2 separate regions of the Homo sapiens genome follow, and region 2 is linked to region 1. Evidence: chromatin loops called from intact Hi-C (ENCODE). Cell type or tissue: endothelial cell of umbilical vein. All regions are shown on one strand.

Region 1 (2,500 bases):
ACAAGACATGGACTCAAATAAAAGGCTCAGTTGACCAAGGGAACAAGATCTTGTTTAGTCCTGGTAATACCCAATAAATATTTGCTAAATATATGCAAAGGGGCAGGGCACGGTGGCTCACGCCTGTAATCCCAGCACTTTGGGAAGCCAAGACGGACAGATCACTTGAGGTCAGGACTTCGAGACCAGCCTGGCCAACATGATGAAACCCCGTCACTACAAAAAAATACAAAAATTAGCCAGAGGTTGTGGCATGTTCCTGTGGTCCCAGCTACTCAGGAGGTTGAGGCAGAAGCATCGCTTGAACTCAGGAGGTGGAGGTTGCAGTGAGCTGAGATTGCACCACTGCACTCCAGCCTGGGCAACAGAGAGAGACTCCATCTAAAAAAAAAAATTAATTAATTAATTAATTAATTATATTGAAAGGACAAGAAAGGGAGGATTAATTGCACAATTTGGGTTTTGCATCCTTAAAATGAAATATTAATTTTACCAAGCAGTTAGTTTTTTAAGAGTAGGGGTGGAGGGGAGAAGGTGAGATTGCTGGCAGAAAGATAACAAATTACACAAAAGCCATCAAGGTGTTGTGTGATCTTACGATGAGGTTTCATGTCTGTTCATCTGTCAGATGATGGGGCCAGACTAGGTGGTCTTAAAGGCCCTGTCCGTATCTACCATCCTAAGATTCTCTGTTCTTCAGAACACGCTAGAGGAAGTTTGGGAAAGCAACTGTTTTATTCAGAGATAAGTACACTTAATACAATTCAGACAATACATTTGTAACGGGCATTTAACACAGCAATCAATTGTACAAGTAGATTCTATTTACTTTTTCTTTTATTAAGCGGAAGAATAAATAAACATAACTGGCCTCAATTATTTAACACTAAAAATGTTGACATTGTAGAGATAAACGTCAACACCAAGAAATACGTTTTCCATGTTCTCCTTAAAACAAATAGAAAGTTTGAATGATATCAATAATTATCCCTTAGAATTGGGATGTATTCAGGTTTTATGCGTGTTACATAGAGCAAACAGGCTATTTTCAATTTCTGTGTTTGTATATTTACCTATAATTGCCAACTTTCTGCAAATGATGTTTCCTCTTGTGTAAATACCAACTGGATTTAGCAAATGTCATGATTATTCGTGCCACCTATTGGTGAAATGTAGTATGACAGCATCTTTTGTGTGCAAGACAGCTACTATGGGGAGAGGAAGGTTGTCAGGACAAATTAAACAGGAATTCTGTACTCAAGAACGGTGGAGAATCTATCTTTTATGAGGCAATTCAAAATTTGAACACTGGAAGGGTATTTGATGGTAGTAAGGAATTACTACCTTTTTTATTTCCTATTATTTTTTAATTGTTTATTTTTAGGTGTGACATTGGTATTGTGGTTATGTTAAAACGTCTTTATCTTTTAGAGACACATAGTAAGATATTTATGAATGAGCGAAAATGATATGTGTAACATGATTTAAAATAGTATTAGCAATTTTGATACATGCACAACGTGGATGAACCTTGAAAACGTGCTAAGTGAAATAAGCCAGACACAAAAGGACAAATATGGCCGGGCATGGTGCCTCACACCTGTAATCCCAGCACTTTGGGAAGCTGAGGCGGGCTGAATACTTGAGGCCAGAAGTTTGAGACCAGCCTGGCCAACATGATGAAACCCCATCTCTACAAAAAATACAAAAATTAGCTGGGCGTGGTGGCATGTGCCTGTAATTCCAGCTACTCGGGAGACTGAGACAGGAGAATCTCTTGAACCCGGAAGGTGGAGGTTGCAGTGGAGCCAAGATCATGCCATTGTACTCCAGCCTAGGTGACAGAGTGAGACTGTGTCTCAAAAAAAAAAAAAAAAAAGTGGGGGTAGGCAAATATATAGGGTATCTAGAGTGTCAGATTCACAGAGACAAAAAGTAGAATGATGATTACCAGAGACTGGGGGAGGGGAAGTGGGGAGTTACCATCTAATGGGTCCAGAGTTTTAGTTTTGTAAGAACTCTTTTCTGGAGATGGGTGGTGGTGATGGTTGCATAACAATGCGGATGTCTTTAATACCACTGAACTGTATACTTAAACATGATTAAAATGCAAAGTTATAACATGTATTTTTTAGCACAATAAAAAAAAAATTAGGGCCAGGTGGGTGCACCTGGGCTGGCAAGGAAGGGGCACCCGTCTGGGTGGGTGGGGCAGGGAAGGTACCTGAGGTCACTGGCTTGGCGGTAGCGGCAGGGGTGGCAGAGGTGGAACTGCAGAGTTGCAGGGTCCACTGACCCTTACCCTCAGCTGGAGAATAACCCTCCAGATCAACTGCAAGAACAAACCAGCAATCCTGAGAGGAGCCGCAGACCCTCTGAAGGAAGCGGACTGCCCCTGCAGGACACAGGAGACACCCCAAATACTGTGAGTGCCCCAACTGCGGAAGTGGGAAAGGGGGACCCTCCTCTTCCAAACACACATCACCACTGGGGAAGCGGA
Region 2 (2,500 bases), 58 kb before region 1:
ACTCAACAGAGCCAGAGTTCTGTGTGAATATCCACCAGCTGCTACCAGCATAAGGCCTGACTAACCAGAGCAACGCAGGTGAACCTCCACAAAGGAACAACCCAGGACAGCAGCAGGCACCGGGGACTCGGATGCAGAACTGGTCAGCTCCCGGCGCCACGCTCTCACGGCCCAAGATTCCCTACCCTCTGCGGACTCATCGCGGCACCGCAAGGGCTATTATTTTCCTAAAACTCGGAGGAAGTGTTTGTAGTGTTGCCTAGGCAGACAAGTTTGTAGAAGCTCTTTAAAGGGAAACAATAACAACAACAAATTCTGCAATATGTTTTCCCGCTTCCAACCTCTCAACCCCCACCCCCGCCTACTTTTAAAAGAACCAACGAAATGGCTCAAGGGAGGTCAGGACAAACGGATTTGGCTTGCAATGACACCATTTTTATCAGAACCCAGCCTTCGGGGAACGTAGGGGAGGGAGGTGGAGGAGACAAGCCCCTGCAGCATGAACTCTGGGTCCCAGCGGTCCCCAAGATATGGGGGGTGGGGGAGGGCAGCCGCTTCCTTGACTCTCAGGACCGCAAAGCTTCCCCATCCCCCGACGCCTGGGAGTCACCAACCCGGGCCTGTCTGCGTGTCCCCCCTCCCGGGGTCCCAGGCTCGAACAGGCGCCCCGCGAGACAGCCATCAGGAGAGGGCGGGCACCAGGAGCGTCCCTGGCTCCCTAAGGCCCTGTTGGGAGAGACGGGTCGGGCCTCAGAGGAGTCCAGTCTAGGGGTCCCGCTGGGGGTATTGGGGGCGAGAGGGCGCCTAGCGGGCTGGCCATCAAGGAAGGAGGGCTGAGGGCGGGGGCCGCGGGGATGCAGACCGTCCAGCGCCAGCATGGAGGGGAAGTCCTTGCAGTTGGAGACGCCCGTGGAGTCGGTAACGCACGCCTTCCACAGGTTGGCCCAATAGGTGGCGGTTGTGATGACCGTGCCGTCGATGGTAGACACCTTCCAGTAGTCGGTGGGCAGCGTGGAGGACACCAGTACCCAGCCTGAGATGGAGACCATGAAGGCGATGATCTCCGAAGCCGTGCTAGCCATGCCGCCGGCTGCAGCCGCGCTCGCTCTCCGGCTCCCACTCTGCGCCGCGACCCCCGCACTCCCAACCCCGGGGCTCCGCCTCCCGCCTCCGCCTCCGCCCACCGTCCCCGCCCACCACCCCGCCCAGCGGACCCGGCGCCAGGGGGCGCACGCGACCCCTCACACCCATGCCCTGTCCCTTGAGGGGCCTCAGAGGGCTCGCGGTCGCCCCCCGGGTTCTCCATCTGCAGCTGGCCCGCGCCCGCGTGCGGGAGGAAGGCCGGCCTGCGCTCCCCTGAGCCAAAGGGCCGCGGAGAAGGGCTCGCTTGTTGGAGCGGCTCAGGTTCAGACTGGCAACCGGGTGTGGACAACCTGCTGCGCCCCCACCTCACCACCCCCACCCAGCCCTACCCAAGGCAAATAGCTTGGCTTCCTGACTACCTTGTAGAAGCAGAGCAGGAAAAGCCTTTTGCATGCCCTGAAAGGACACGGTTTGGTAACTCAGCCCTCGGTTTGCTGAACTCTAAAGGTTTGCGTGCCACGCTTGTTTGGGTGACTCTGTTTGACTTGTCAAGGAGGGATCATTGCAGATTCTGGGCTGGAAACCGGCCTTGCCCTCAAAACTCTGCAGTTCTTTTTGGCCTGGTGCTATGCGGAAAGTCATGGCAAAACGGTGCGTGGCACAGGCCTAAAGTCAAGATAGCAGCAGATGGGGCATCCTGACGATCTTGATCTTGCTGGTGTACTCATACTAATGCACTACGCAGAGGGCATTTGTTCAACACATTTTCCCTGTAGGTCCCTTCCAGCTTCCAGGTCTAGAGGCTATTCTATGAAAGGATGCTGTTATCCCAGTCAAAACTGCTATCTTGTCTTTTATTTTTTTTTAAACCACCTCCATCTCTCACGCCTAATTGAAATATAAACTCATTCATTCCTTCATCCCTTCATTGCTGTCTCAAGGTAAACATAAAGATCAAGGTGTACTTCTGGCTCCTGAGGCCACAAATCTGGGCATAAATGAGAGAACAAGGACACGGGTTATTATTTGTCCACTTAAAGGTTCTTGCAGTTTTGTTATGAGCTTCCAGGTTTCACTTGTTGCCAAAAGTAAGGAAAGGTCTAAAACCTATCAATCAGTCTGCTGTGATAAATCTCGTGCTAACCCTCTGTGTCACTATCTTTAGGCAGAAACACTCTGGTTCAATGTGAAGAATTTCTTAATTTCCCTTTGTCACTTTTTTTTTTTAACCAAATGGGTGCCCAGTGAAATTAGAGGCGACAAGGTGACTGGAGAAGAGAGGAAGCTGGACATAGAATCATCAAAACTTAGATTGGAAGAATCACTGTAGACCAGCAGGACACGCTCCACACTCAAAACAATGTTCCTGTCTATTTCTAGAGATAATGTTTAGCCCATGCTCCACCCTTCAGGACCA

The links. Peaks named below come from ENCODE experiments on the same cell type or tissue, not always from the same donor. Only the 100,000 strongest peaks of a DNase experiment are listed, where the experiment ranks them.
Region 2: a loop joins it to region 1, with 10 times the contacts of the local background. A loop is called at or near these places in 10 of 110 quality-filtered maps.

Annotation. Positions count from the first base shown.
Region 1 is chr13:95,492,938-95,495,437 of GRCh38, reverse strand. All of the region lies in intron 3 of CLDN10-AS1 (CLDN10 antisense RNA 1), which reads left to right. It also overlaps a transcript of CLDN10 not described here. Among named protein-coding and RNA genes, the nearest start is that of CLDN10-AS1, 40 kb to the left of the region's middle. In endothelial cell of umbilical vein, a CTCF peak has its summit at 1,172 (motif pointing left); a DNase peak (open chromatin) is centred at 1,137.
Region 2 is chr13:95,551,336-95,553,835 of GRCh38, reverse strand. CLDN10 (claudin 10) reads right to left here and starts at 1,116. Exons shown (of 5, transcript NM_006984.5): 1 at 863-1,116. The coding sequence starts at 1,082. In endothelial cell of umbilical vein, a CTCF peak has its summit at 1,235 (motif pointing right); no DNase peak of the experiment used is centred here; H3K4me3 peaks cover 900 bases; H3K27me3 peaks cover 694 bases.